Regions from separate parts of the Mus musculus genome. Here regions 2, 3, 4, 5 and 6 are each linked to region 1. Evidence: chromatin loops called from intact Hi-C (ENCODE). Cell type or tissue: left cerebral cortex. All regions are shown on one strand.

Region 1 (5,000 bases):
GTTAAGAGCTAATGAACTCTGATAATTGGCAAAAGGTCTTTAAAACTAAAAGTGGGATTGAGCCCCATTGATGCTTAACCTGAAATAATGAAACTCTTGTTGGCTTTAGGCTTGTGTCGCTCATTCTTGACATGTTTTTCCTAACATGCAATATATATTTCCATATGAAATGGGATCAAAAATTTTAATTGACTAGTTAAGAATTATTTCTTTAACCATATTAATGGGAATTTATCTGTAAAGTTAGACAACTGAAATTATGAAGCCCAATAGTGTTCTCATGTTAAAGGTTTAAAAGAAAATCAATAATTCTAGTCTTTGGGGAAAAAACAAGTTTTACTATGAAATGGAAAATCTTTTTATTGTGTGCCCAGTAATAATATCCATTAGGGGAAGTAGAGTAATCTCAGACTAGACATTTGGAAAGCAGAAAATCATATTGCCTAAGTAAAGTTTTTACTTAAAAAGAAATCCCGAGGGCTCAGTGTTGTCCACAGGAAGGCAAGAAGGAAATTCTGGCAGGAAAAAAAAAAAGCCAGGAAAAAAAAAAAAAAAAACAACTGTACATGTGCATATGGCAGACAGGGTTGGCAGAGCACTTAACCTCTGTGCCTAGGTTCCTCCAACTGTCAAGCAGGGATAATAGTAATTGCCACCTTCCCTGTGATACGAACATGTGCTTTGACATCTCTGGCTGAAGATGCCATATCAACACAAATTATTATTATTAGCACATAATGCGTGTATTCACATAAAAAACCAGCACATTGCTCTTTTATTCATCATATCATGTCTATAAGTAAGTTCTCCACGTTTTTGCTTCATTTATGTGAGGGAATAGAATTGCATTCTACTATCAACTGTTTTCATAGAGAGAGGATTGTTTAAAAGCTCCAGATCACCCTTTGGAGATAGCCTCAGCCTGTTAATTCCTTATTCTTCGAAGCAGACTGCACAGTAGCCCCCGAATTAAGCCTTTGGCACCTTTAAAAAATGTTAGCTAAATTATTTTTCCTGGAATCTGGAGCCATCAGGGGAAGACTGGGGAAATGAAATTGGCTAACGATATTAAAATTTTGGTTAACATTTAACTGAAACTCAGCAACGTGTTAAAGTGCTATCTAAACAGATAATTAGCTGGTGGTTGCAGCAGTGGGCTCTGTCTAAATTTAGCAGTGAAATTAGATTTAGGGAATGTGAAAAGAGGGGAAGAAGTGTTCTCAAGGGAAAGAGTGGTGTCAGCACAGCTGAGGGGATGTCACAATAGCTACAGTTTGTCAATTATGAGCATCATCCGGGGGATCTCCCCAGCAATGCAGGGCAAGGTTTATTCATAAGTGCATCGGGAGGATAGGTGGATAGGTGATAGAAGGCAGTGATTGCAGGAAGACTGGGGCGGGCAGATGGAGGGAGAAAGACGGAAGGGGTGGAAGTAATGAATACAAGTAGCCCCAGTGCTGGGAGCAAGATAAAAAAAGAAGAGAGACTGGATAGGATGCTACGGAGGTGAGTAAGACATCATAAATCAGTGTGTTAAGCCGAGGAGATCCCAGTGACTCAGTCTGGAGCACGACGTTGTCGTGGGCACCAGGCAAGCTTTACTTTAGTGGCCACAGGCTGCTCTCTGGGTGGCTGTTATTCTTATTGGAGCACATCTTTAGCTATCTGGTGGGGATGGTAGGACAACATAAAATTAATGGTGTCCGGCCTCCGGACGGTGTCCTCCGCTTCCACCGCCTCCGCAGATAGCCCAAACTGTTCATCCATCTCCTTCCCCCTACGGTAACTGGGGCTTCAAGGTCAAGTCACTCCGGCTGTGCGTGGCGGATAGAGGAGGAGGGAAGGGCAGACAAGCTTTGGGGGTTTGAGGGAGGGTTATGGTGAATCACAGATGCTCCTCTTAAGGGTAAATGTTTAATACTTCCCGAGGTCACTTTTCTGAGAATAACTCAAAGAGAGACACGCGAGAAAATAAAATTACAAGTGCGAACATGCGAACGATCAAAGAGAAAACAAGACCACACTCGAAGACCTCGCATGGGAGATCCATGGCCTCCTGTTGCCGGTCGCCCGGCGCAGAAAGTGGACAAACGGGCAGCCCAAGAGAAGCAAGAGCTAGAGAGCAAACCTTTCGGAGGGCCCCCTCCTGTCCTCCGGCAGCTCCGCTGACCCTTCCAACAAGCCTCCCTCCCGGTGTAAAAAGCAGGCTAAACGCCTGGGCCAACACCGGTCCCGGACAGAGGAGAACCGGGATGCTCCTGGGGAGGAGGGAGGAGTGGAGAATCTCCTTTCAGTCCCTACGCCTGGGTGAGGAGGGAGAAGGCTGGTCCAGCCCCGCGGTATCCAGCTTCCCAAATTAGGCAACCCCCCGCTCCGACCCGCGGAGAGCCGGTACCCTCATCTTGCCTTCCCCTCACCCCCCTGGTTATCCCTGGTCCCGCTAGGGGAACCTCGCCACTCTGGAGGAGAAAAAGGCAGGACTAGGAGTCCCGCAGCCCTCCGCCTCGGAGCGCCTCTGTGTGCCCCGGCGGCCCCAGCCCCGCGAGGGGCGGAGTGGGCGAGACCATCTCCAGCGCTGGCGAGGGGGGGAGACGAGGCGGGGCCAAGGGGCGGGGCCGCCTTGCCTGGTCCAGATTGCTTAGCCTCGGGAGAAGCCCGGTTTTCCAAGTGGATGAAGTTTTTTTTTTTTTTCTTTTGGAAGTGGGAGGAGCGTGTGGGGAGAGAGGGTGGGAGGAGACTCGGCGGGCGGCTCGGCCGGCGTCCAGGCAGCCCGGCGGCAGGGAGGGCGGGCTCGTCCCGGTAGTGAGGGTCGGCGGCTCCCCCTCCCGCAGGGCGGGGTGGTGCGTTCCGAGTTCCCAGGAGTTCGCGGCGGGCGGGGACCGCGGGGAGGGGAGTGGCGGCGGCGGGCGGCTCCCGCTTCAGCCTCGGCAGTGGCATCGGCGACGGCGGAGTCGAGGCAGCCGCGAGCGCTCGGCCGAGTGGCGGCGGGCGGCGACGGCGCAGGAGCCGGGGGTTGAGGACACGCGCGCTGGCCCTTCCGCGCCGCGGCCGCCGCCGCCGCCGCCACCCAGAGCCTGAGGCGCCGGGGCGCGGGCGAGCGGGTGGGCCGGGGCAAGGCGGGCATGGCGCGGACCCCGGGCCCGGCCCCGTTGTGTCCTGGAGGCGGCAAAGCACAACTTTCCTCGGCGTTTCCTCCCGCGGCCGGACTGCTGCTGCCGGCCCCGACGCCGCCGCCGCTGCTGCTGCTGCTTATTCCCCTGCTTCTCTTCTCCCGGCTCTGTGGTAGGTGAAGCGGGCGAGCGAGGGGTTGAGCAGGGCGGGCGCGGGCGGCGAGGCTAGCCGAGGCGGTTGTGCCGGGCGGTTGGCTGCGCGAGCGGCCGCCGCGGACTTTGCCTGGAAACTTTTCGCCGCGCCCCGGGCGAGGCCCGGGAAGGGCAGGGAGAGCGAACAGGGCGCCGACCGCTGGCTTCCCGCCCCCCGAGGCCGCGCGGGTCGTCGCGCTGGGCCCCCAGGGCTGGCGGTGGAGCTCGGTGCGCGGAGCCCCGCGTGCCCCGGGAACCGTTACTTCCGAGCTGATGCGCCGAAGCGGAGAGCGCGGACTTCTAGGCTGAGGTTAGGATGCCTGAGTGCATGTTGCCGCCTCCTCCTTTCTCTCCGATGAAACTTGAGCTGCAAGTCCGGAAACCCTGTGGACACTAGCCCAGCGCACTGTAGCCTTCGGGTCCACGCCTCCTGGCCTCCGGGAGAAGGCACCATCTTAAAAACCCACTCTGCGCCTGCATCCCCCTTCCAGCACGATTTGTGCCCTGGTAACCTTTGGATCTTTGGGTTGATCCCAGATGGTACCCTCACGCCGCCTTCCAGTTTTTGGACGTCCTTCACGCAGCCCCTGGTTATTTTAGAAGAAAACCTTGTTCTCGGGGACGCAAGATTTACCTTTTGAATACATATTGCACCTACTGTTCCCTGGCTGTTAAAACAAGTAGCCCCGGGTTTCTCCAGTGTGCCTCTTTTATTCCAGATTTAGGAGCTAATCTCTTTGTAAGTTCCGTTCCCGGAATCTGAGACTAGTTTTAGAGACCTACTTTTTTTTTTTAAGGAAGATGAAAATGAAATGATATATTTACTTTTCATGCTAGAGAAGTGGACGTGGTAATCAGTGGACAGCATTGATTTGGTGAAATAAAGCTACCAGTCAGTCTTAGGCTATTGAATGTCTGGGTAATATCAAAATGCCGCAAGGTGTTGTTCATTTAAGGATTGCTGACGGGAAAGATGGAGGAATACAACTTAGATTTAGATTTTTTTCAGACAATGGTTATCAGTGCATATGAAATCTTAAAAGCTGATGTACCCGTATTTATTATAAGGGAGAGATGTGAACAAATTTCCTTAGTGCTCTGATGCAGAAGAAAGAAAAATCTGCTCCTGGTAGGTGAGTCAGGGTAGTTAGTTCATAGGGAGAGGAAATTATGTTGAGGTTGAGTGCCACTTACAGACTGAGAATTTTAGTACATTTCCAGTGCTGTAAGTCAAGGTTTTGATTTACATGGAGTGCTTTGTGAGAAACGACATGCTATCATGTCCAGCATGTCCAGTTTCCATATCCCCACTCTCCAGATGTTTGGTCCCGAGACAACAGCTTTTAGTCCTGTAAGTTTTAAGCCTTTAGCTCCCTTCTTAAGGTAATATTAAGTTCTACATAGAATTTGTATGCTGTTCTTATGAGCCATTACGGCGGCTCGTGGATGGTCCTTAGGATTTCAGTTCCAGGATACTTGGAGGAAGTGTGTGTATGTGCGTGGTACAAGCATTTGACTGTGGTGACTTAGTTTGTGGTAAGTACTGAAGGAGTGTTTCTAGGTCTAGAGGGCTTTCTGTGTAGATAAAACCCAAGGGGAGACTGAAGTGATGCAAAAGTTGATAGAGAAAATAGAGTTTACATTGGTAATTTCATCGTGGTTGTGTCAGTGAGTTGTTGATTACATCTGGGTGCAAAC
Region 2 (5,000 bases), 470 kb before region 1:
GTCTGCATGGAGGGAAGAGGAAATCTGTTCTGAAGACATAATACTTTCAGTTTGTATGTGACGTGAAACATCTACCAGTATCTGCTCTAAGTCAAGTGTTTTCAACAAGCCAGAGAGTCCGAGTCATATGGGAGTTTCTACACATGTTGCTCCAGAGATCTATTTGTAAGGCTTTTGACTTAGTGAATCTCAAGCAGACTCTAGAAATCTATCTATAATGCAATATTTATCATCCATGCAACCAGCCATCCTGGCAATCATCCATCCCTCTATTTTTGTTACTTCTCAGGGTGATGTTGGTAAAAGGCATAAAACCCCCAACTAAAGAACACAGGAAAGAGGAAAACAGTCCAGATCTCTTATTTAAAATACCAACTGGAACAAACACTAAATTCAAAGTCTAAAATACGCTCTAATGCATCTGAAGTTGGATAACATCTTCCTGAGGACAGCCTAGAATATAAGCCATATGTATATTTGGTAAGAGGTCATGTGTTTTTCATCAAATATGTCACAGTTTGCATCTGTAGAGACAGAATGGTGATGACAGGGATGGTAGGTAGAAGAAGGTGTGAGTGATTGCTATGTATTACATACATGTGCAAAATTATGTAAAAACAAATTTGATTAATAATAAAACACACACACACCTACAAGTTCCTGCTTTTCTTTTGTCTAGTGAACTGATCTTCCTCCACACTTGATTCTCTGCTTGGGCTTAGCCTGATATTTCCCTCTGTGTATTAAAGCATCCAGAAAAAAACAAGGTATTTTTGTGTTAAGTAATTCATCCAAAGAATTCATGTCCAAATTTCCCTTCTCCATAACAGATACACTGTGACTAAATCAAATATTTTCTGCTTAAGTTTGCATCTCAGATCTACCTCTGGCCATAATTACATTTTCTACGATAACCTTGACTTTATTCCCATTCTTGCATTACAACCAATGTTAGAGTTAAAATAATGGGTAAAAAAGGAAACATTGGGGAATGGAATTAAGAGGACTTGCTCCTGGGCCATGGGGCTGCTAAGCTCATTAGATAAGAGAAAGGACAGGGTTTGGGAAAAACGCAACAAAGCCAGTGACAGTTAGCTATGTCTGAATCCCACCCACTAAATACTGCCTGATGAGTGCACATGTAGGCTCTTGGTTCTTTCTCTATTGTTCCTTCCCTAGTTTATGTGCAGATACATCGTTATACACACTCCTGCAGCCGATGCATTTATTCTATAAGGAATAGTTTGAAGGAAGCCTCTGCCTCCTCAAGGAAGGACATCACCTCAAACAGCCCCAAGTAAATGCAATATGTTTCTGAATTTTAACTGTATAGACTTGCAGAAATTACCTCTTCTTACAAATCAAGCTGGAATTTCTCTTTTAACAGAGTTGGAGTGATTAAAAAGGTATCAACCAACCAGACTCCCCCAGAGCTCCCAGGGACTAAACCACCAACCAAAGAGTACACATGGAGGGACCCATGGCTTCAACCGCATATGTAGCAGAGGATAATGACCTTGTCCGGCATCAGTGGGAGGAGAGGCCTTTGGTCCTGCGAAGGCTCGATGGATGTCCCAGTGTATGGAAAAGTGAGGACAGGAGGTGGGTGTGGGTTGGTAGATGGGGGATCACCCTCATAGAAGCAGGGGAAGGGGGACCAGAAAAGGGGATTAACATTTGAAATGTAAATAAAGAAAATATCCAGTTAAAGCAAAACAACAACAAAAAGGAAAGTAACCCATGATGGTGCCTACAGATGATCTTCTCAGCCCACATTTCCTTCAATCCCCACCACACAGGAGACAAATAGTAGACCAAGACTCAGAAAGCTGGATATTAGGGAAGCCCTTTGTATTGACCCTCACCGAATCGACTCTGTTCGGAAGCGTGGTTTGCTTCCCCTTCTATCTCAACTGCTAGGGGCAGGATCAGCACACTCTGCCTGTACTCCTTCTCCTCAGGAACATCGGAACCAGGACTGGAGCCACGTTGGGATTGGAGGGCTTGTGGGAGAAGAGGATTTCCTTCTGCATTATCAGAGTTACTCTCCCAAAAGAGTGTTTTCTCACATCAGCTGTGGGAAACAGAAACAGCACACATTTTTTTCAGAGAAGGAATAAATTCTGTAAGTCTGTAAAGTACAAAGAAATCGCTTCAAATTTTAGACCATATGTTGTGGGAGACAGCACCATAGGATACTGAAACCTCTAGATGAAAACCAAAGACTTTTATTTTAGGATTTTATTATCTTACTGAAGATGCAAGGAAAAATATTGGACAAAAGACATCTAATATACAAATAATAATTAAAGTAAAATTTCTAATTAACTTGTATAATGAAGGTGACACAAAAAAAAAAGTAAGAAAAGGAGGAACTAACAGAATGGGGACAAACCAGGCAGCTACTCAAACTTTGATAGGATGTAGCCCTTCTGGATTAAGGTGGCTTGCCACATAAGAGTATCTACCAGTTCCTCTCTGGGAACCAAATATGCCATTCCTTGATTCCACTAACTTTTTTCCATTGCTTTGCAGTTCTTTTTTTTTTTTAATATTTTTTTATTACGTATTTTCCTCAATTACATTTCCAATGCTATCCCAAAAGTCCCCCATACCCTCCCCACTTCCCTACCCACCGATTCCCATTTTTTGGCCCTGGCGTTCCCCTGTACTGGGGTATATAAAGTTTGCATGTCCAATGGGCCTCTCTTTCCAGTGATGGCCGACTAGGCCATCTTTTGATACATATGCAGCTAGAGTCAAGAACTCCGGGGTATTGGTTAGTTCATAATGTTTTTGCACCTACAGGGTTGCAGATCTCTTTAGCTCCTTGAATACTTTCTCTAGCTCCTCCATTGGGGGCCCTGTGCTCCATCCAATAGCTGACTGTGACCATCCACTTATGTGTTTGCTAGGCCCCGGCCTAGTCTCACAAATGTGGACACTTTGCCCCTTCTTAGAATTGGAAACAATCACCCATGGAAGGAGTTACAGAGACAAAGTTTGGAGCTGAGACAAAAGGATGGACCATCTAGAGACTGCCATATCCAGGCATCCATCCCATAATTAGCCTCCAAACGATGACACCATTGCATACACTAGCAAGCGTTGGCTGAAAGGACCCTGCTTTGCAGTTCTAAGAGGTTGCAGCCTCAATTTACAGCCAGAAACAATTGACTACGGATAAGTTCTGGATTCCATTCACAGACAAAGGATCAATATTATGTGGCATAAATTCTGAGAGCTGCACTTAGTATGTGTTTAAAGGGAGTTAGGCTTTGCATTTTGACTCTGGGCCAGCATTTACAGTTCTGTTTTAAATCATAGGAAAGCAGAAGTCACAAGACAGAAGCTCAAACTTAGTCCAATTCCGTAGAATTTGCTACAACATTCACAGGAGCAGTACTTCTGATGAAAACAGAATAAAATTTGTGCTTTGTTTGCTAATTTGTTAATCATACTTAATATTCAAAATGATATGTATGAATAATAATTTTTTTCTTTGTGTAGCCTTGGCTATGCTGGAACTCACTTTGTAGACCAGACCAACCTTGAACTCAGAGGTCAGCCATCCTCTGCCTTCCAAGTGCTGCAACTAAAGGCATGTACCTAGGCTCTGAGGAATGCCTAGGAATAGAGTTTATAATATTGCATTCTCAAATTTTGTGTGAAATATAGCATTCTGTATTGTGCATATTCAAAAAATGTCTCAATTGTAAAATTTTTCAAAACACATATGATCCTGAAGGTATGTCATGTACATAGGTTCTATAAATTATGCTTCAAGGTGGAAAAGCCAATACTCACCCCAAATAATTTTAACAGGTTATTGGTAGAGCTGGGATTAGATAATTTTGAAATCAGCCCTCACTGACCCTGAACCCTTGGTCATTTCATTACCTACTGTTTTCCTTGATCAATTATAATACATATAAGGTATGTATCTAGGTAAATCTCTATACATGTAAACATGTATAATAAAATAATATATCAGACTACATTAAAGTTGAAGTAAAATAGACTCACAATTTAAAATGCAAATAGAAAGCAAATGTCTGCCATTCTTTAGCTTCTATTTATTTGTGTGCAAAATGCATAACACGATATTTACTATGTAAATTAACTCATGCACATTAAATACATGAATAAAAAAATATGTAATTGAATGCCTAATGTCATTTTATGTGAAAATAGTATCAGTATAGATGTGAAATTAAAGATAATATATTATTTCCATTTAACTTTAAATTTTAAATATTAAATGTTTAAACTACATGCAAGACACTTAATGGAAGAAACATGGATTAGAAATATAGAAATATGCCCTCTGGAGGGATATTCAGGTAGACTGTTTTCATTTTTCTCCTATTAAAAAATTAAATGATTCTTCAACTACCTATTTAAAGAATGTTTTTTTCTATGGAATTTACACATATTTCCATGGTTTCAAATGTCTAACACAAGAATAAGTCTCTGAAACTCTGCTGGAGTCTAAGAAATTGCTTTGCAAATTTTGGTAGTAGCTTTTGCTCCTACCAGAAAAAGTATTTTTCTTTTATCCTTCCACTCCATTTTAATTTTATTAGTTGATAGTACAAGAAATAATACATCATTAATTTTAACTTGCAAGGTACTGATTATTTGAGGGAGCAAGCATCTTTTATAAGTTCCATTAGTTTTAAACTTGCACCTTTGTTATTATTATTTTTGTAACAGGAGAGTAAAGGTGGTGGGTAGAATTTCAAGGAGCAAGCTACTAACTTACAAAATAAGTGGTCCTTGTTTAGTGATTTTCTGGAGACGTGCATTAAATTGCACATATAAATAGGAACATGCCATACAGTAATCTATATTGACTTTGTTGCATTTATATTCTAGTATCCTCACACCTCTCAGTCTCTTATTTTGCCATTTCTAAAATAATTGACAACCACAGAAGAAAAATAACATGAAAAAATTTGACATAATTGAATATATTTATCTCAATGTTGAAATGGACA
Region 3 (5,000 bases), 1.3 Mb before region 1:
GCTGTCTGTTTGGTGGTCCAGTGTTTGAGAGCTGTGATTTTAGAGCACATTTATCTCTCCACATATTGGAAAAGATAAAATGAGTAAAGGTTCATGACATGAAGGTGATGATTAGTCATGTGTGAAATTGTTACTTCTCTGAAGACAATTTTTCAAACAATACATACAGGTTGTCTTGATTGTAAAAGAAAAACTATGCGTAGCCATAGTATAGTATACTGACAATTAAAAAGGAATCAGGATAAAGATTTTCAATTGGTTGGAAGAAAAAAATGGGAGAATAAAGGTTAGTTTGTGGTCTTTTCAAATAAACTGGTGAAAAGGATAGTACTTTCATGTCTAGAAAATACAGTGTCAGCAAGGTATTAGTTGGGAGGGATTAAGAGCAGGGAGGTAATTATGGTGTGGAGGGGTAGATGATCTTTGCAGATTATTATCATTTATTATATATTATGGGTCAAGTGCACTATTGCTAATTCTTCAAAAAATTCTATTTGGAGAGCTTTTATTGATAAGGAATCATGGTTGGAGAAGTTAACTTCCTCACAGAGAACCTCACATCCTCCATATGAGGAAGATTAAAAATTGGCCATGTTCGATTTGCTCAACATCTGTGGCCACTCACTGCACTACAAGGCATGGTATCTTTTGATCAGACTTGTCTTAGTCTCAGTCAGTTTGTGCTTATTTAAGTATGTATGTGTGTGTGTCTGTGTGTGTGTATATATATATACACACACACACACATACATACTAGGAGGCTGAAACTTTTAAAGAATTTTAAAATTTACTGCTTTTTAGTGTATCAGTATTTTGCCTCAATATTTGTATGTGCACCACATGATTGTATGGGGTCCATGGAAGCCAGAAAAGGACATTAGTTCCCTGAGACTGAGCCGCTATGTGGGTGCTGAGAAACAAACCTGTGTTGTCTTGAAAAACCATCTAATGCTCTTAACTACTGAGTCATCTCTCCAACTTCTCTAAAAGCCTCTTGCCTGAGGAGGAATATTTAGTTTTATATCTCCACGAGCATCCTGATGTAGTTCTGGAGAACTTATGTATTTACTTGGTGGGAGATATAGTTCCTTTGATTTTTGTTTCTTAGACAGAGGAAGAATTCATTTTTAGAGTCTACCTGGAATTGGATATTTTCCCAAAGACTTTGTATCTTTGGTAAATGATGGTAATGGGACTTGGGAACTCATTGCTCACCGTGAGCACCAGGCAAGACTCTTCCTAATAATGTGCTTCTGTTCCCCAGTCCTGGGTTCCTGATCATTATCCAAGATGAGCTTCCAGGCTTATTCTTTATTCAATCATGCCCAGAGACTTTCAATATATTCTCCTTGTGCTTAGGCTAGTCAGGGTCAGTTCTACTGCTTGTAAGCCAGAGCTCTGATTGCTACTGAAATGTGCTTCACCTCTCTATCCAAAAGGAAAGGCTGCAAAATGTGTCAGTAAAGTAAAAAATGGTAAAATAACAGGTAAATGTTTTAAACTAAAGATACTGTTCTAAGGCAAAACTGACATGTAAATTATTATTTAAAGTCCTCCAATTGATTATTAATCACAAGAAGAAAACAACTGAATTCAAAGATTGTAGACATTAGCCATAGTCATCTATCTCTCCAAGATACAAAATTCACCAAGAAGGAAGTTTTCTTAATAGAAGAATTGCATCGTTTATTTATTTTTATACTTCAAATACTCTGAAGGATTTTTCTAAAACTTAGTTTGTTATTTATTATTTTAATTTCATTTTTTTCTTTTTTCTTTAATCTTTTTTTCTTTTCTTATTAGATATTTTCTTTATTTACATTCCAAATGTTATACCATTTACTGGTTTTCCCTCCCAACCTCCCATCCCCTCCCACTCCCTGTGCTCACCAACCCACCCAGTCCTCTTTCTTGGCCCAGTCATTGTTTTTAATCAATCTAATAGTTCTACTGTTCCTTTGGTAGCACAAATATTTGTTTCACAAATAAGTTTATTATTATTTTAAGTCATGGCATTACATATGATATTTTTACATTGTTCTAATCCAAAAGAGATATTAGTGAAGAATTTGGGTTTGAGGTTAATTAATTGCAATGAGGAACCAAAAGAATGTTCAACAAAATCCCATGAGACAACTCCTTTCATGCCCTTTTCCACAGATGACATTTGGTTCCTGGTTTTCATGCTTTGCAGAGTGATTTCAGTACATCATGTCATTTGAGGACTGTGTACAACTGGCAAAAGAAGAAGCTGTTGAGACTCTTCCCTGGCAGAAAAGAACGTGAATTTCCTTCCAGAGTAAAACCTTTAGGTGGGTATAAAATCTTGTCCTATTGGTTAATGGTGGAGGATGAGGTGAGCTCTGTTATTGCTGCTTTAAGAATAACATTTTCTTGATCTAATTATCATGAAATTGTGGTGCATGTTTCTTTAGCTTCCTAGGTAGAACATACTGGCTTAAGAAAATTCCTCAGTTCAACTGCAGAAAACTTGCTGGAAGCTGTTTTCATGCCAACTCTACAAGATCTTCAAGGACTAAGGGGTCTTAACCAGCCTTCACCTTTTCAGGAACAGTTATCCTCTTGATCCCTTTTAGGATGGCAGTTAGTGCATCATGAAAACAAAGCTAAGTCTTTACCCTGCTAGAATAAAAATGGGTTAACAATTGCTGTTGAATCACTAAGTATGTGTAGTTGACCTGTGTTAGGTTTATTTCTATGTTCAATGACGTGACCAGTAAACTGAAGAATCACAGTCCATGAAACTGATCATTCATTGATGAAAGCTAATTGAACACATACATTAAATATTTAATACTAGGCACAGAATGTAAACAAACAAACAAACAAACAAAAAGGTGAAAACTCAGTTCCCACTGGATAATAATGAACAATTTTATCCAATGAATATAGAGTGTTAAGCACTGTTCTAACATAATATATACATATGTGGTATTTATATGTAAAATATATGCATATATATCATATTCATGCCATCAATAGATAAGATTAATATTAAAATTATTTTATATAGTTGATACAATTAATACTCTGACAACTTTTGATACTGCATTAAAAGAACAACAATGAATGACTTAGGAACATTCTTCTTGTAAGGAAAGTGACAGATAATATACCTAGATGATGTATGTATAGGTAATAGATGATAGATGATGCGTAGCAATATGTAATTTTACTGGTTTACTGTTGACATTTATGTACATTGTCTTTTAAATATACTGTAACATTTAAAGCACAAAAATGTGACATGAAAAATTAAAAGTCTTTATTCTAAAGTTTGATTCATACTTTATTGAATATAATACCAAATAAATACTATCATATTTGTAAAATACACTCCTCACAGTTGAAAGTGTGACTTATAATTTATTTGATGAACTTTCCTTTCCAAGGTGTTAGTGAAATAAGGCTCAGAATGTATTAAGCCAAGGTTCTGGTTGCAATCAGTATTCATTTAGGTGATACCAAATGATTTCATATATATATATATATATATATATATATATATATATATATATGAAAAGAACACACACACATGTGTTAGAAAAGTAACTTGTCAAAGAACAATATAAAGAATGCCTCAGAAACTTGATAATTGGATTTTCCCCTCCACTTCCTTGTATGGATAATTCCATATAATGCCTTCCTTTCTTTATAGAATAGAAAAGAGAGTTCTGTTTTTTCCTGATTGAATTGACTGCTTACCACCTGCAAACTTTAAATGCATGTCATTATTTACTGAGCAACACTTTTCATGGCATATGTTCATTTGTATGTATGAAAAGTTAATCACAGTTTGGAACATGAATTTGAACCATTCTTTGTATCCTTTTTATATATTTTATACTACAATTACTTGAAAACCCTAGCTACAATATTTATTTCCATTCTTTCAGTTTGATTTAGCTCAACTAAAAATGCTAAATCTCATTTTACACAAACTAGTATTTTTCCGCTGTAATTACCAAGAAAATACTTTGGTAACATGATTAGACAGTAAATTTCCCTCCAGCCTCCCAAATAGCCTTATCTCTACCTTTTACATAAGTGTTTACCAGAGAACCACAATGCAATCTAAAATATGCTCTTTCAAAGTGAGGAAATATTTAGTAGGTACTAAAGAACCCTAAACAGAATTATGCATAATTGTGAACTATACTTTAGATGTTGCCTAGTCTGAGAAAGATTACACTCTACGGTGAAATGCAGGATATGCATAATAAAGTGCACACAAAGCAGTCAATTAAAAAATTCCTATTACATTTTTAATGTAAGCATGGAAGAAAATTATTCAGTGACATGAGTGTGCTAACAATATAAAGGAACCGATAAGATTGAATTCTTTGAACAAATTTGCATTGAAAATAAATAGAGAGAGGTAAAACAGAGAAAATAGGGTCTATCATCAGTGCCACTTTCTTTTCATTAGGTCCATTGATATTTTGAAAAGTGATTACCATGAAGCTCCTTTAAAATAATATTCTGAAGTTAATTTGAAGGATGGACTTATTTCCACATCATTAACCTCAACCTAGATGCTCCTGTGCCTTGAGATACACGAGTTTCTTAAGACATAAACAAGGCATACCATGCCTTGTTGTAGGTGGACATATACACAACACAGAATGTATGTGCAACACGCACATACAGCAACAGGTACTAGGAGTGACCTTTTCCCCACAATTTTCCATGCACCAAAAAAAAAAAAAAAACTTTGAAGAACATTGTTCCTATGAAGGTCAAAATCTTTCTACAGCTTGCTTATTGATGTGGAATTTATCAGAAGGGAGAGGCACTATACACTGAAGTTTGTAAGTTAGGGAGCTGCATCTGTTTTTATCAACTGCTTTATGCACTTATGTATAATGTCATTTCACTTATTTTCCTTACTTAGTTACTTCCTATTAAAGCTTGTGAGTTTTTTTAACAGTACATTATTTTTCTCATGCAAAACCTTGGCAACAATGTGCGTTCTCTTC
Region 4 (5,000 bases), 380 kb after region 1:
TTTTCTTCTCTTCCATAATTTCAGAAGAGTGGGTCTCCAACAGGTCTGCCTCTGAGATAGCTAGATTATGATTGGCTTATTTAAGTAAGGGCTTATCTTAGATCAGGGTCCCTGGAGAACCAGCTATTCTGGTTTGAATGGAAACTACACCCCACCGACTCATGTATTTGAACACGTTGTCCCCTAATAAGTGCTGCTACCTAGGAAGATTATGGAAATCCTGAGGGGGGTGGAGCTTCATGGAGGAAGTGTGTCACTCAGGGTGGGTCTTGAGTGTTTAGAGCATGGTACCACTTCCTGTTCATTCGGCTTCCTGAACATAGATGCAATAGACAGGCAAGTCTCCTGGCCTGCCACCATGTCTTTCCTGTAATGTGTGTGTTTTCCCTCCCACAGAACTGTAAACCTAAACAAATCCTTTCTCCTTTAAGTTGCTTGTGTCACGTGCTTTTACCATGACAAGAAGAGTAGAACAAACTTAGCCTCCTGTTTGGGAAATTCACTGAGGACTGCTCTCAGGAACAATACTTTCAAGTGAATGAGGGAAGCAAGATGGAGCACAAAGAGATCTTGTTCTGTATTAAAAGTGCTACAGAGCCTTACTGTAGCATCATTCAGGAGTGTGGTAGACACTTTGTAGTTTCCATAAGCAAGGCAAGTACCCAAACTATTGTGTTTTGTCTGTTACCATTCACTTTCTAACTGTGGGGTGTTTTCAGGGGGAAAGCATTAACTTGGGAAGGCAGTTTTCTGTAGAGAAAGAGAATTCTTGGAGCAGAACTGTGAGCCACATGATTTGCTAAAATGAAGGATCAGTCTGAATTTTAGAACTCCTCTTCATGATCTTATTTCAACATTGTGGACACTGTGAAGTGAGAATTGTTTTAATGGTTGGGGCATTGCCTTAGAGTCTTACTGAAAATTATTTATACAGGACCCGTTTCAGACTCATGACTCTTCTGAGTATTGTGGATAGAGCAATCAGGGTGACTTATCATGTATACTGTATCTCTCCTTTCTTGGTAAAGGCCATGCTGCCCTTACACCGTGAACAGCACTGCCCACCAGCAGGCACTTTCCTACAGCTCCAAGAATAAAGAAATTCTAAACAGGTCTTCTGCCTCCGTTTTTAAAAAATCAGAATAATTGATTATGTTCTTTGACAATTTTATACATGCAAACAATATACTCTGATCACTTTCTCTCCCCTTCTTTTATAGTCTTCCAATTCCTAACAACCCCCTCCATACCTGTCCTTTTCCTAGATTCTTGACTTTGGTTTTGTTCTGTGACCCACAGTTTAACCAAGACCATCGTTGTGACTGATTGGACCTATCTATTGGTGCTCAGTGAGGTCACCAGTGGGCACACAACAGAATGCAATGACTCTCCATCTCTCTTAATCTCTCAGTAGCAAATACTTCAGCATTGAGGATTGGGGTTCCTTGAGTTCCTCCTCTACCCAAGTTCGACTATTGCAGAACCCATTCTTATACAAACTCAATGCACTCTCCCTTTTTATCTTTCGTTCACTCACCTTGCCCATGGACATCTGGATCATCTTTTCAATGTTTCTTTATGATAAAACAATATCACATTATGCAAATTCTAGAAAAACAAACAAACACAAGACAACAAAACCAGACCTATGTTAATTTCCAAGTGAAGAAGAGAAGCCATGCTTTCTAGTCTGGACTCGAAAGTTCTCTGTATTACAAACTTGCTTCTCTGTAGCTTTGTTTCTCATCCAGCAACTGCCTCAAACAGTTTACACACACACACACACACACACACACACACACACACACACACACACACACATATACACACACACAGTGTCTGCCTTGAACTTTAGGGCTCCCAAGTGTTGGTATCTCCTACTTCCTCTGCTGGAATAACTCATTCAACAGTCTCTTCCAGGATGACTTCTGTAGCATAAGGCCAAACTCAGATTCCATACTTGAGAGGATCCTGGCCACTCCCTCCCTAGGCCTCTCCCCCTTTTCTCCTGCATGTCCTTTGTCTCTCAAGGGAGAGTTATTTATTACCTGGGTGTAACTTTAGCTTGGTTTGTTTCATTTTGTGACACAGGAGGATTCTCTTTCCTGAGAATAATGTCAAGCAGAATGTCAGGTTTCTGGAGAAGAAAGCCCATGATTTTTCCATTATATTTAAAATGACCTAGAGATGTATGTCTTTAGTGATCCCTGAAAGGTCACAATAAATATTTTTTAATTAACCGAATCCTTGAGTGCTGTGTTTTCAAGCACACTGGGAACTGCTCACAAAGCCTAACACTTCAAGTAATTTATGTGAGTAGGTAAAAAAAAAAAAAAATCTAGTTATATTTGAATTGATCACTGTAGAACCACAAAAAAAGGGGGGGGGGGTTTACCTCCTGCTCACCTTTCCACTTCTCAAAGCATCTTCTTCGAATTGAGTAATTTGCATAGACTGTTTAAAAACGTTGTCCAAACACAGTCCTGGCTTGCTTCTCTAGCAGAAATGAATGTGTGTGTGTTCTAGCTCCCCTTTGTAAATAATCGCATTTGTCTCAGAAGTTCAAGAAGTTCAAGGTTGCTCTTCACATTGTGAAACTGACAGCTTCTGTTTCATATGCAGCAGGCTGGAATATCAGGCAGAAGAAAGGCTGTGCGGTTTGGGATTTGGTGAGCAGAGAGGATAACAGGAAAGATTGATATGGCTTCATAGAAGAGTTATTTTTAAGTACAGAGAATGCCTATCCCCCTGCTGAAAGGGCCTTTAGAAAATATTACCAAGACAGAAAAGCTGTGGGGGCCATTCCCACCACCTGGGATAGCCATTCTGGTCTGCAGGCTGTTGCTGCCACCTGCTGCAAGCAGGCAGCCATGGAGGGGCTGTCACTTGGGTCTTGCCACTTCAGAATAACAGATGCATTCAACGTGTGTGGCACAGCCATCTGAGAAGTGTCTTCTCTAAGAGTCTAGATGGATCCCAAGGGAAAATTAGTAAAAATCTGATGGGTTCAGGCCACAGAAATTCCTAGGTATTAGAATCATGAACCATGAATCAAATAAATAGCTAAGACAGATTGGACCAACCGACACCCAAGTGCCTCTAATAAACCACCTTAGCAAAAGGCAGGGATTCTGTGAACAGTGAACCTCTAGTTCTGAAAAATCACACTCTCTCGTCTTAATGAGGCATTCTCCTGCTCTCTTTTTAAAAGTTTCCTCATTTTAATGCAGTAAGAGTCTAAGTACTCCAAGTAAGAATTCAGTAAATTGGGGTTTTTATTGCAGTTTTACAACAGGTGTAGTAAGAGGTGACAAAGTTCCTCTCCAAGTATATAATCTGTCTTCGTCTAATAGGGACACCAAGTCACAGATCAGAGTCTTTCTAACACATCTCCTGGAAGGCTTTATTAAGTCCCATCACTGACTTAACAGAATTCCCAGCTGCGATGAAGAAAGATGCCCTGAGCAGTTACATCACTTCCTGTCCTCCCTTCAAGGATCTGAATTGCTAACCCTCCCTGGAAAAGTCATCAGGACCACCTGACTTAACATACCCACCGACACTCTGTGTAGTTTAGTTCTTTATGGTTTTTGGATTAGCCAGATAAAGCTCTTAGACCTTCATTTAAAACGCCTCCTAGCTGTGACAGTGAGCAATTTCCCCATTTGGTCTCCAAACTGGTAAGGACAAAGGGTAGGAAAGACCCCCTAACTTCTCCCCTCCACAGAAATGTGGATTTACCTACAAGGAACTAGACAATAAATTCAGTTGGATAGCTGACATTACTCCCAGTTATTCTTCAGGGTTTATTAAAATCAAATATGTTAACCATTGTTCTTTCACCCTGGGGCTATTCAGGAAAGAAAATATATCTTATGATTGGACTGAAAAGCTATTACAAGAGGCAGCAAGCTCGTGTTTGCTAAAGGACTTTGTGCTCTTGAAAGGAAATGTATAAAAAGCACAAGGGGACTTCTCTGCACAGTTTCCTTTGTTTCGATTTTAGAAGCAGCTTGACTGACAAAGAAACTGAAGGAGAGAATCTTGGGATATGGAAGCGTCTTTTAAAGGTGAGACAGGCGCAAGGTTTCAGAGAACAGTTTCCACATTGTTCTTGTGAAGGTTATACTTAGCCCTGAACCACACTACTTTCCTGTCTGCATTTCATTTCCTGGGGACTTGCCAAGCGATCAACAGCCCCAACCCTGTGGTAGAGTTGAGGTTTTTGAGCACGAATAGGGTGGCTAGCGTTTGCTTAGCTAGAAACAGCAATCGCCTCCTGTGATCATTACAGAAATGCTGGCGTGAGCTCTTCGGGAGACAATGGGGAGAAAATGGACATATTGTGTTGTTTACACCATCATCCAGATACAGTTTTTCAGGGGTAAGACTTCCGCTCACGCTGGTCTTTTCAGATGGCTGCTTAGGGACCCTTTGCTCCTTTGAAATGCTTCAAGACTGCTGCAGGAGTCGATCACTGAAGGACAAGCTGTTGCTAAGGTTGTCAGTTAGCTGCTTAAGTGGCAGCTACGGGAAAGATGCTAGAGTCGATACAGGATTCCTAATGAGCACAAAACCTAAGGAGGAAACAAACAGCGCCATTGCTCTTGTCTCTCTTTACCATTTCTCCTCTTCAAAGAGTCTTGAATTATGGGAAAATTGTGTGTCTTGGAGAGGAAATGTTCCTGGATCATTATAAAGACAACGGCAGAAAACTAAGACACCCTATAATCATGTCCGTGGTCAGAAAGCCTTGCTCAGCTTTTAATCCTCTCTCAGGCATTTCTTTTCAAATTAACAAACAAGTGTCTCTCCTCCCTAATACTAATGTCATTAGTGGTTGGATTTATGTTAAGCCTAACTCAGTTACATACAAGGAGTACCTTGCAAAGCCAAGGGGAGCCCTTTATGACCATGGGAAATGAAACCTAAAAGGTCCATTTCAAAATGGAAGGAGGAAAGCTTAGTTCTGAACCCCGCAATACAAGATTCGTGCTGAA
Region 5 (5,000 bases), 460 kb before region 1:
AAAGAAAGAAAAATGCAGTGTGTGTGTGTTTGTGTGTGTGTGTGTGTGTGTGTGTGTGTGTGTGTGTGTGTGTGTGTGTGAAATGCAATGAAAACAATAAAACAAAACATTCAGGAATCATTACTTTTTTTAAAAAAATCAACATTTTATGTCATAGTATTCTTTTCCTTAAACGCTTGGCCTAGGACTTTAAAGTCACTGACAGTCTAAAGCCCATGGAATACTCATCTTCCTGTTTGCATTTCCCCATTTATAGCTTCTACAAACCTCTTCCAAGTTCTCAGTGTTTAGAATGGGCAGATGAGACTCATTAGCTTCTAGCATAATTTGTCTAAGCCTACAGCCTTGAACTTATTTAAAGACCCCAAAGACTTTTATTTCTTCTGGAATTCAGTTTCCATTACCAAAATCTCTCTTTATGTTTTAAAGAAATACTGCAGAAAATCCAATATGAAGTTCATATTTAACCTATCAAATTTGTGAAAGTTCATATTATTTAAATTCCTACAAAATATATTTTTGGTTAAATTTTTTAAGATTTTTTTCAGAATTCATACAAAACCCTTTGAATAATAACTTTTGGGTATATGAAAGAAAATTGCTAATTAATTCTATAGACCAATCTCTTGATAGATGTTGATCGGGATATAATGAAATGGTAATAGTAATCATTATTTTCATAAAAGTAGCCAAGTCAGGATCCTCTTCTCACAGTCTAACGCTCTCAACTGTGAAATCCATTATGAACTATGAAATTGCAATTATTGCCCAGTAGAATGTTATCATTATAGTGCTTGAGACAAAGCCCTACTGTAGAATTTTAACAGTTGCCTCTAGTCGATAGCGCATGGTCAAATAGTGGATACCAGAAAACTGATATTTTTATTCTGAGCATTTTCTTACATATACCCATTATTCTGAGACAATTTACTTTACATGCCAGCATTGTGTAACAGACATCAACTGTTTTATGGCCCAGGGCTTATAAAGGAGTTTGTTCAGAACTAGCTACATTTGCCCTCAAATTTCCAAAGACATTTTCAAAAGAGATAATCAGCTTGGAGAGATGCTGGATGAAGCTGCAATGCAGAGGTGAATAGGAGGTCATGCTAATGACTTCCTCAATAAATAGCCAAAGCAAAAGGGAAAAATGATGATAAAAACTTTGGAAATGGTCTTTTCCTGCAAATAAAAAAATAGTTTAATTCTAAAGGCATACTGTCTACCAGTCTACCTATTTATGAAGAGATCTCTAAATTTTGCCTGATAAATTATCTTAATGAGTCTTTAAACTTTAAAGGCATGGCTGTTTTAGTTCTATAATGCTAACATAAACAATTCCCTCACAAGGGATATGACAGCTCAACACTATTCAGTTAATAAGAAGAGAATTCTGGAGGGGGTTTGAGAGCAGGTGAGTTCTGGGTATGTCCCTTGCATATGAGATATTCAGAGAGGGTTGTGAACTAACAAAAGCATTCTCAAACCAACAGAGTAAATAGGCTTTCAGCATTCTCTTGTGAGACTATGTCGGGGCCTAGCAAACACAGAAGTAGATGCTCACAGTCAGCTATTGGATGGATCACAGGGCCCCCAATGGAGGAGCTAGAGAAAGTACCCAAGGAGCTAAAGGGATCTGCAACCCTATAGGAGAAACAATATGAACTACCCAATACCCCCCTGGAGCTCATGTCTCTAGCTGCATATGAATCAGAAAACGGCCTAGTCGGCCATCAGTGGAAAGAGAGGCCCATTAGTCGTGCAAACTTTATATGCCTCAGTACAGGGGAACGACAGGGCCAAGAAGTGGGAGTGGGTGGGTGGGGGAGCGTGTGGGGGACTTTTGGGATAGCATTGGAAATGTAAATGAAATAAATACCCAATAAAAAACTACAATGTGATAAAATGATAAGTCCTTTGATGAATTCTGGGTACCAGAATCAGCAATTGAAGTTATGAGAGTTTCTGTTTTAAAATTTTCTATATGTTTATAACTATTTTGTTTCCATACATTAATTTCTGTCTTTGTTTTAAAAAAGAAAATGAAGTGGCTTACAAATGTGAGTGTGCTGTGCTTGGTAACAAGAGAGAAAAGGTAAAGCATGGAGTGGATTTGCCTACATTGCATAAAAGATTTTAGGGATTGGGTCACAGTAAGACCCGGAAGAAGACCATCATTTAGTCAGAAATGAAGTGACGTTTCAGAAAAATATTACTTTTCCAGTTGTGGAGAAGGATGCAGAGTAGGAAGTCTTCCTGGAGTACTATAAAGTCATCTTTAACCAAGAGTTTGTAAATGACCATGGGGTAAGTCACAGCTCACCACAGTTCTGGAGTACATAATGATCCCCATGAACCACAACTTAGCTTGACAAATTTTTCCTTTAGTTACATATTTATATTTTCCCTTAGTTTATATTGAGATAAATGGTTATATTTGTAGTTAGGAAACTTTATAATGGAAAATAACCTAAACATGTGTTGCTACAAAGAAATTGGAATCAAACACAAGAGTGGGGCTGTTTCTTATAAGGAACACTGGCAGATGGGGTAGAGCCAGCAGAAGTGGCCCAAGAAGCAGAAACCACATCTCCAAAGTTTGGAAACTTGGGTTTCTCACCCCTACCTTGTGCCCAAACACTCTGGGCAAGAAACGAAGCATCAAAATATTACTAAGAGTTTATCATCTGAACTTGAAGTAACATCACTCTAAATCCAGTCCAAATTACTCATCCATGAGGGGGAGGAAAAGGATGAATCAGAGATTCTTGGCTCAGTCAATAGGGTGTTATGGAGGAGCTGAGGATGAGTCTGACATAAAATAGTTAGTTATACAACTGTTAGGGCCTTCTGTAGATGCTGCAGTGAATACTACCCATGAAGGCAAAGGCAGTTTTTCTTCATTTTAGGAGATATAAAATATGTAAGCTTTCAGCATATATATATACATATATATATATATATATATATATATATATATATATATATATATGATTGAAAGTATGTTTGCACATGTATATACATTAAACATACACATACACACACACACGTATGATTAAATAACATAGTGAATCATCATATACCTATCAGATAGTCTATCAGTTAGTCACTTTGTGGTCAGTCTTACATTAAAAATACCAAGGACCCCAATTGATGATGCTTCAATCCCACTTGGGAGGGACAAAAAAAAAAGCAATCATGGAAGGTAGAGGGAGGGAGGGAAGTGGGTGGGAAAAGGGTGGGGGGACATGACCAGGTATTGGGGGGAGGAACAGGAGAGAAGCCTTGAAGGCCAGCAGAAAGAATGGAAACAGGCAACCTCAGGAATAACAGACGCTACAGTGAATACTACCCATGAAGGCAAAGGCAGTTTTGCCTCATGGAGGTGAGGGGGGGAGCCCTCTAGGATATACCAAATACCTGGGAGGTGAGAGGGAATCAAAGGGACGGACCTTAGATGAGATGTTCAGCAGTGGGGAGAGGAAACTTGTAGAATCCACCTCCAGCAGAAAGAAAGGACATCAAGTGGAGGGATGGGGTCAAAACACTGACCTAGATTTGTTCCTTTCTAAAAGAACTGCAGGGACAAAAATGAAGAAGAGACTGAGGGAAAGGAGATCCAGTGACTGACCCAACTTGGGATCCATCTCAAGGAGAGGTTCCAAGACCTGCCACTATTACTGGTGCTATGGTTAACTTACAGACAGGAGCCTAGCATGGATGTTCTCCAACATGCCCAACAAACAGCTGAGACAGACCAGATACTTATACCCAACCAATGGACTGAAGTCTGGGACCCCTGTGGTTGAATTAGGGAAAGGCTGGAAGAAGCTGAGGAGGAGGGCAGCAACCCTATAGGAAGACCAGCACTCTCCACTAACCCAGATCCCTGAGATCTTTCAGATACTGAACCACCAAACAGGCAGCATAGCAAAGAGCTGGTACAAACCCCTCCCCCTATGTATACAGCAGAGGACTACCTGGTATGGCATCAGTGAGAGAAGACAGGCCTAACCCTCAAGAGACTTTAGGCCACAGGGAGTGGGGAGTCCTGGTAGGATGGGGGCAGGGAATAGGGATGGGGGTGGGGACATCATCTTGGAGACAGAGGATAGGAAGAATAGGATGTGGAAATGTTGGAGTGTAGTGGGTAACAACTGGACTGTAAAAAAATAAACAGAATTAAACAAACAAACAAACAAAAACCAAATACCAGGGACCCGTTGTTTCAACCTTAGATTATTTTGAATTTAAATCCTATATATCATATCTTTAAATCATAACAAAATAAGGACTCTTAAAAGTGTAATCATGATACCATTTTCAAAATTTTAAATAGTGTATTAAATTCTTAGCCTCATTGATTATCTAATCAGTATTTGAATTTATTATGCTGTTTTGACTTCCGTAGTCTGTTTACTTATATAGGATTCTATAAAAATCTCTACTATGGGGGCTGGGGAGCTGACTTCACCGACACGGTATGTGTCTTATATGCATGAGGACTAGATTCAAGAACCCCAGAAACAATGTGATTTGTGTGTTTGAGTGAATAAGCATGTAATGTGTGTATGTGTGTGTGTGTCCCCGTGAGTGTGGGGGGTTGTGTGGGGGGATAGATGTGGGTATGTGTGGGTATGGGTGTGGTTATGTGTGTGTGTGGGGTGTTGTTATTATGAAAGTAATTTTTCATTCAGACAATTTTATAGATTGTAACATCGTGGCAACAATTAACCTATTTCTTCTTTGGATTTCTGATAATTTAACAGTTGTACGTACTTCAAAAGATTTCTGTTTAACTTTAGTTAATCTATGTTTTTTGGATATTTACTGTAAAGAAATATTCACATATGATTTGGGAACCAGTGATTTGAAAAAAAATAGGGTTTTTTGGCTGATATTGTCTCAAGGGTGCATCTTAGAAGAAATGCAATTCAAAACTGTGTTTATAAGCCACATGTCATGTCAAATGCTTATTTTCACAACACTTAAGACTATGA
Region 6 (5,000 bases), 84 kb before region 1:
ATACATGAATCTACTAACAGATAGATTGATGATAGATAGATAGATAGATAGATAGATAGATAGATAGATAGATAGACAGACAGACTATGGATGAAAAGAAACTGAAAATATATTTTTATATACAAATACAAAAGAGAGATATAAGTGGTGCACGGATAGACTAGACAGATATGTATCTAAAGCTACATGTAGGTAGGTAGAGACATAAAATTTCAAATTATCAATTATATTAAAATCCTGCTTAAAGAAAGGGGTCATTCCCATCCATCTACAAAAGAATTTATAGGAGTTTTTGACAATTTCTTAACTTTGGTTGCCACGCTGTATATGACAAGCTACAAAAGTTTCCAGCAAATTTGAAAGGTATGTTCGAAATATGCAGATATGATATAAAAAGACTAAGTTAAACACAAAATCTAATTCCTAAGACTTTTCAGGTGGCCAAAACTGAGGGTGGGTTTTTGGTATGATTAACTTAAAATTCTGAGTATGTAATATACAGAAATTCACTTTGTGGGCTTAAAATAACTCCTTAAATATCCTCCAAAATATTAAACTATTAAGAAACTGTATTCATTTTCTGGGGGTTCTGTAAGAAGTGACCAGGATCTGAGTGGCTTGAGAAATATATTTGTTTTGTAAAACGTTAGAAACAAAAATATGAAACCAGAATGTTGACGGGAAAGTGACCATGTTGAAAGCTCTAAGATGTGATGCTTTCTTGCTTCTTCCCACCTTCTGTGGGCTTTGCTGACCCTAAACTCCATTAACTCCAATGTCTAGCTCCATCTGCACATAGCCTCTTGTGTGCCTTCAAGTCTTTCTTTCCTTCAACATCTCCAGTCACTGGCTTTGGACTCCAATTCAATCCAATCAGACATTTTCTTGACTTGACTCTATCTACACAGACACAGTCTCCACTTAAAGCCATAGTCCATGCACAGGCCAGGCTGTTGCATTCATTACTTTTCTGGTTGCTATGAGCAAATGCCTGCAGCTTAAGAGAAGAGGGTTTATTTTGGTGCACACCTTCATGATTGGAGGAAGCATGATAGCAAATCACATTCCTTTGGCAGTCTCGAAGCAAAGGGCAGACAGGAAGTAAGGCCAGGCTATCAAACCTCAAAGACCTACTGGCAGTGATTCACTTCCTTCCCCAAGTCTTCTTAAAGGTTCCCCTTCCTTCTCAAATAGCATAAGCATATGAGGCCAAGTATTCAAACGCATGAATGATGGAGGATATTGCACATTCAAATCACAGCAGACATTCCAGTTATATTGGTGCTGAACCCAAACTGACAACAGGACTAACTAACACAGCTTGAGAATGAACTTTATGCCAGACCCTAAATACCAATGAAGAGATAGATCCTGGGATATGAGATATGACAAACCAGGAAATACTTGGAGCTGAGATTAGCACTATAAAAAGCTACTTTAAAATGTTATCTAAACTGAATTACTTTTGATTGTGTAAGTGGGTGCAATTAATATTTAAATCAAGATGATAGATATAGATAATACTATTATTAAGGTAGTTACCTTAGCCTTTTACAAAAACCTCACAAGATTAGATAGAACCTTGAGTTTGAAATATTGTTTTGCATCCTAGTTGTATTTTGAGTTGGAGGCAAGAGGGATTCATGTATTTAATGATGGATAATGATTCCTTTAGAGATGATGGATAATTGAAAGAAATAAATTATAAGCACTGGAGTGCTTCAGTTCACCTCAAACTCTGCAACTAGGTTTTGCCCGTGAACTTTCTCATGCACATATAACTAAGACTTTAGCTGTTTTTACGTGTGAAACGCTTTTCTTCAGTGAACACTGGTTAGAAGCTCTCAGATGAGCTATCTCTACCCTGCCTTCCCGTGTGTGTTTCACTCAACAGATTTGGTGGGACTGATCCTTCACAATATTTCTGATTCTAAGTCTTTTCTTTATGTTTCCTAAGTTAAATCTACCGTTTAAATCCTTAAGGATTCAATTGGGCTCCACAGTGAGTATTTAGCTATCTGTAGTCAGTGAAATTCAAACACATTAATAGGATGAGAAGTTTGGAGTTTGCTTTGATTTTTTTTTTTTTTTTACAAAGAAAATTGTGGAAAAAAACTCAGCCAGCTGATAGTTTATTTTAAAAAGTAGGTCAGCTCACAGAATGAAAGGCTGTTTAATTAACTAGAAGCTTAAAAGCCAGAGTGGGTAAGCCACTGTTTGCCTTATTAGAGACTGGCCTTTTAGACATAAATCTGGATGGGTCCTAGATAATAATAATAATAATCAATTGCATGGTTACTAGAGTCTATGGTTACAACATATAATAATACATGGAATGATAACTACATAAAAATAAATCACCCCAAGTCCACAGACGTCTATTCTGAGTATTTGAGATAGGTTTGCACATATAACTGAAAATAAAATCAATAATAAAGTAATGATTCCCAACTAAAAAGAAGAACATTGAAAAGTGGGCGGCCAAGCAGCATGGGCTGAAGCCATTAGGAAATTCTCAGGGTAAGCATGGTAAGTGCAGCTCCTTGAAGTGAAAAGACAGGAGAGAAGACAGCGAGAAGAAAAGGGAATGCACAAAGACACAAGAAAGAGCGGGAGGGACTCATATCTCTTGAATAATGACCAAATGACCAGCAGAGTACAGGACACCTCACATTCGGTGTATAAAGGCTGGGAGATGAGTCACCGTTAACTTATCATGGGTAAAAGGCAAAAGATGTGATAGCTGCATGAGAACTGAGTGAAGCCAGAACCTGTCCCCTTGTTACCATAAAGCACAGCACCACGTCCACACGTGTGGAGACCACCCTGGCACCAGTGAGAGCCTGAGAACCTAGGAGTGGCACTCCACCCAGCAAGCAGTGACAGCTCACAGGAGCGCTCCTCACCCAATACGCTCGCGGAGGTGATGGTTCCTAATTTAGAAATTGGCACCTCGCCTTCGGTTTTCTCTTCTTCAACTATTTAAAGGCATTACTCTAAGACTTCACATATTACAAGCAACCGTGTGAAAAAAAAAGTGACTTTACACAGCTGCCGCTGGGAGTAATTTTTAGCAGTTTGAATGTATATTAATATCAACTATAGTCTAAGTTTAAATGAGGCAAAGCAGTGCACTGCCATTTGCTATATTTAAGGGGCCATTTTTCTTTACTTGTTTGCCAGCAGTTGTGAAACTTATTCTTCTTTCTAACATACAAGAACCACCTGGGAAAGGATGGTAAAAATAAGAACTCGCCCTTCCCTAGAGGTTGCTTAGCCTGCCTACCTATCCAGGGGTAAAAGTTTCAAAGGTTTTTAAATAATCGTTCCCTAGATTATCTATAGAGAAATGACTCACAAGGGGCCCAGAGTTTTCAGTGTAAAGAAAAGGCATGAACTAAGGCAGCTCTCTGTGTTCACGTTCTCGGTGTTGGAAAGGAACCTGTTACCTGTTCCTTAGGTCAGAATTCAGTCTGGGCTATTGATGCCGTCTTCACCGCAGCACACGGAACTGGCACCTTCTGCCTCATTAGGTTTGATAAAGGTATGCGAAAGTCTAGGAGAAAAATGCTATTATACAGAGGAGATGGCAGCAACTGTGTTATCAGCATTATTTCAGTCCTCTTAACCTGAAATATAGATTCTGCTTAATGCTTTCTATGCCTTAATATGAGGATGGTAGCAAGGCAAGTTCCACGCTCATTAACTCAGGTTTTACAGGGAAATGAAAGTAGCTAATAATGGGTAAAAATGGTTTTCTTCCCTGGTTAAAGTGGGCAGATGTGCAACACATTAACCCGTAAACAGGCTAAGTGCAAAACAACTTTCTGTGGATTTTGCTAGAGAAAACTGTCTAGGTAAGGAAAAACGGGGACGCTAGGAAGCAAAAATGCTTTGCAAGGTTGCTGGCAGAGTACAATAACAGTTTCTTTATTCTGAGAACTCACTGGAAGATTTTTCTTAAACCATGTACAGATTTTATACCAGGCATCTGTGCATCAGATAGTAGCCAATGCAGAGCTTATCATCTCACTGGGGAGGTAAGTACGTAGGCGTAGGTCAACAATGAAGATAATGTAGTAAGTGGTGAGGGCACTGCTCTCTGACTCTGAATGTCAAAGAAAATTTTTCACTGTGAGCAACTTTTCAGCTTAGATGTAGTTTATGAAGGTGAGTTGTCTAGTTGAGCATTGGTGGAGGGCCAGCAGGAGTCAGAAAAGGAAAGGGGATTATTCAGGATGGGTAGTCATATGTTCAAGGGACTATGGTATATCTTACTATACCATATATATTTTATATACTTATATATTCTATATACATATATTATATATATTGTATTTTATATATCTTAAATATATTTTATATATTTGTATAAATATATTTTATATATGTATATAAGCATATATAAATATATTACATATAATATATATATATATATTAAAGCAACAAAAAGCACCATACACAGAAAATTCTACAATAGTGATTCCCTAATACACATGTTTCAAATGTACTAAGCCATAAGCATTCCCTTCAAACAAGTTAAACCCATTTGAGCAGATAATACCGAACTGTAATGTAATCAAAGATTAGCCACACAGGAGTGTTCAAAGAGCATCCAGTGGGCTGGTTGGGAATAAAGCGCTTATCTTACTGCTTCCTCTCTTCAGTGTCCATTTGTACTATAAAAGTTATATAAAAAGGCAAAACAACAGGAGGCCAAGTGACTCAAATTCTTCACAGGAGTTTTAAAATCTGTGTGCCATGAACATGCTCTTTGACTTCATAGTGAGAGGAAAGGGTGTAAAAATAATTCTTATTTGCCTGATGAAATTGTGGCTTCTGAAACAACACATGGGCCCAGAATGCTAAGTTCTGCTTCAAGTGGTTCTGGGCTGTGTGGGGCACCAAGCACTTGTCTGCAGTCTGTGCTTCCCACTGCATGGACTCGCTAGCATCCCTGGTAAAGACAAGGCTAGGGTAGAAGGTGAAGCACAATGTTT

What was found. Peaks named below come from ENCODE experiments on the same cell type or tissue, not always from the same donor. Only the 100,000 strongest peaks of a DNase experiment are listed, where the experiment ranks them.
Region 2: it touches region 1 in a loop (3-fold over the local background); 3 of 42 quality-filtered maps call a loop at or near these places.
Region 3: a loop joins it to region 1, with 13 times the contacts of the local background. A loop is called at or near these places in 11 of 42 quality-filtered maps.
Region 4: it touches region 1 in a loop (4-fold over the local background); 8 of 42 quality-filtered maps call a loop at or near these places.
Region 5: it touches region 1 in a loop (3-fold over the local background); 3 of 42 quality-filtered maps call a loop at or near these places.
Region 6: a loop joins it to region 1, with 6 times the contacts of the local background. A loop is called at or near these places in 5 of 42 quality-filtered maps.

Annotation. Positions count from the first base shown.
Region 1 is chr16:46,494,897-46,499,896 of GRCm38, reverse strand. Nectin3 (nectin cell adhesion molecule 3) reads left to right here and starts at 2,930. Exons shown (of 6, transcript NM_021495.4): 1 at 2,930-3,282. The coding sequence starts at 3,123. In left cerebral cortex, CTCF peaks have their summits at 2,747 and 2,947; DNase peaks (open chromatin) are centred at 2,697, 3,253, 3,750, 4,674 and 2 more places; H3K4me3 peaks cover 3,851 bases; H3K27ac peaks cover 3,474 bases.
Region 2 is chr16:46,962,988-46,967,987 of GRCm38, reverse strand. No RefSeq gene overlaps it. Among named protein-coding and RNA genes, the nearest start is that of Nectin3, 470 kb to the right of the region's middle. In left cerebral cortex, no CTCF peak of the experiment used is centred here; a DNase peak (open chromatin) is centred at 2,065.
Region 3 is chr16:47,766,776-47,771,775 of GRCm38, reverse strand. No RefSeq gene overlaps it. Among named protein-coding and RNA genes, the nearest start is that of Gm24651, 260 kb to the right of the region's middle. In left cerebral cortex, no CTCF peak of the experiment used is centred here; no DNase peak of the experiment used is centred here.
Region 4 is chr16:46,119,416-46,124,415 of GRCm38, reverse strand. It overlaps Cd96 (CD96 antigen), which reads left to right and starts at 4,168. Exons shown (of 15, transcript NM_032465.2): 1 at 4,168-4,384. The coding sequence starts at 4,324. In left cerebral cortex, CTCF peaks have their summits at 2,861 (motif pointing left) and 3,646; a DNase peak (open chromatin) is centred at 2,840; H3K4me3 peaks cover 258 bases.
Region 5 is chr16:46,954,948-46,959,947 of GRCm38, reverse strand. No RefSeq gene overlaps it. Among named protein-coding and RNA genes, the nearest start is that of Nectin3, 460 kb to the right of the region's middle. In left cerebral cortex, no CTCF peak of the experiment used is centred here; a DNase peak (open chromatin) is centred at 2,742; H3K27ac peaks cover 368 bases.
Region 6 is chr16:46,579,248-46,584,247 of GRCm38, reverse strand. No RefSeq gene overlaps it. Among named protein-coding and RNA genes, the nearest start is that of Nectin3, 85 kb to the right of the region's middle. In left cerebral cortex, no CTCF peak of the experiment used is centred here; a DNase peak (open chromatin) is centred at 2,970.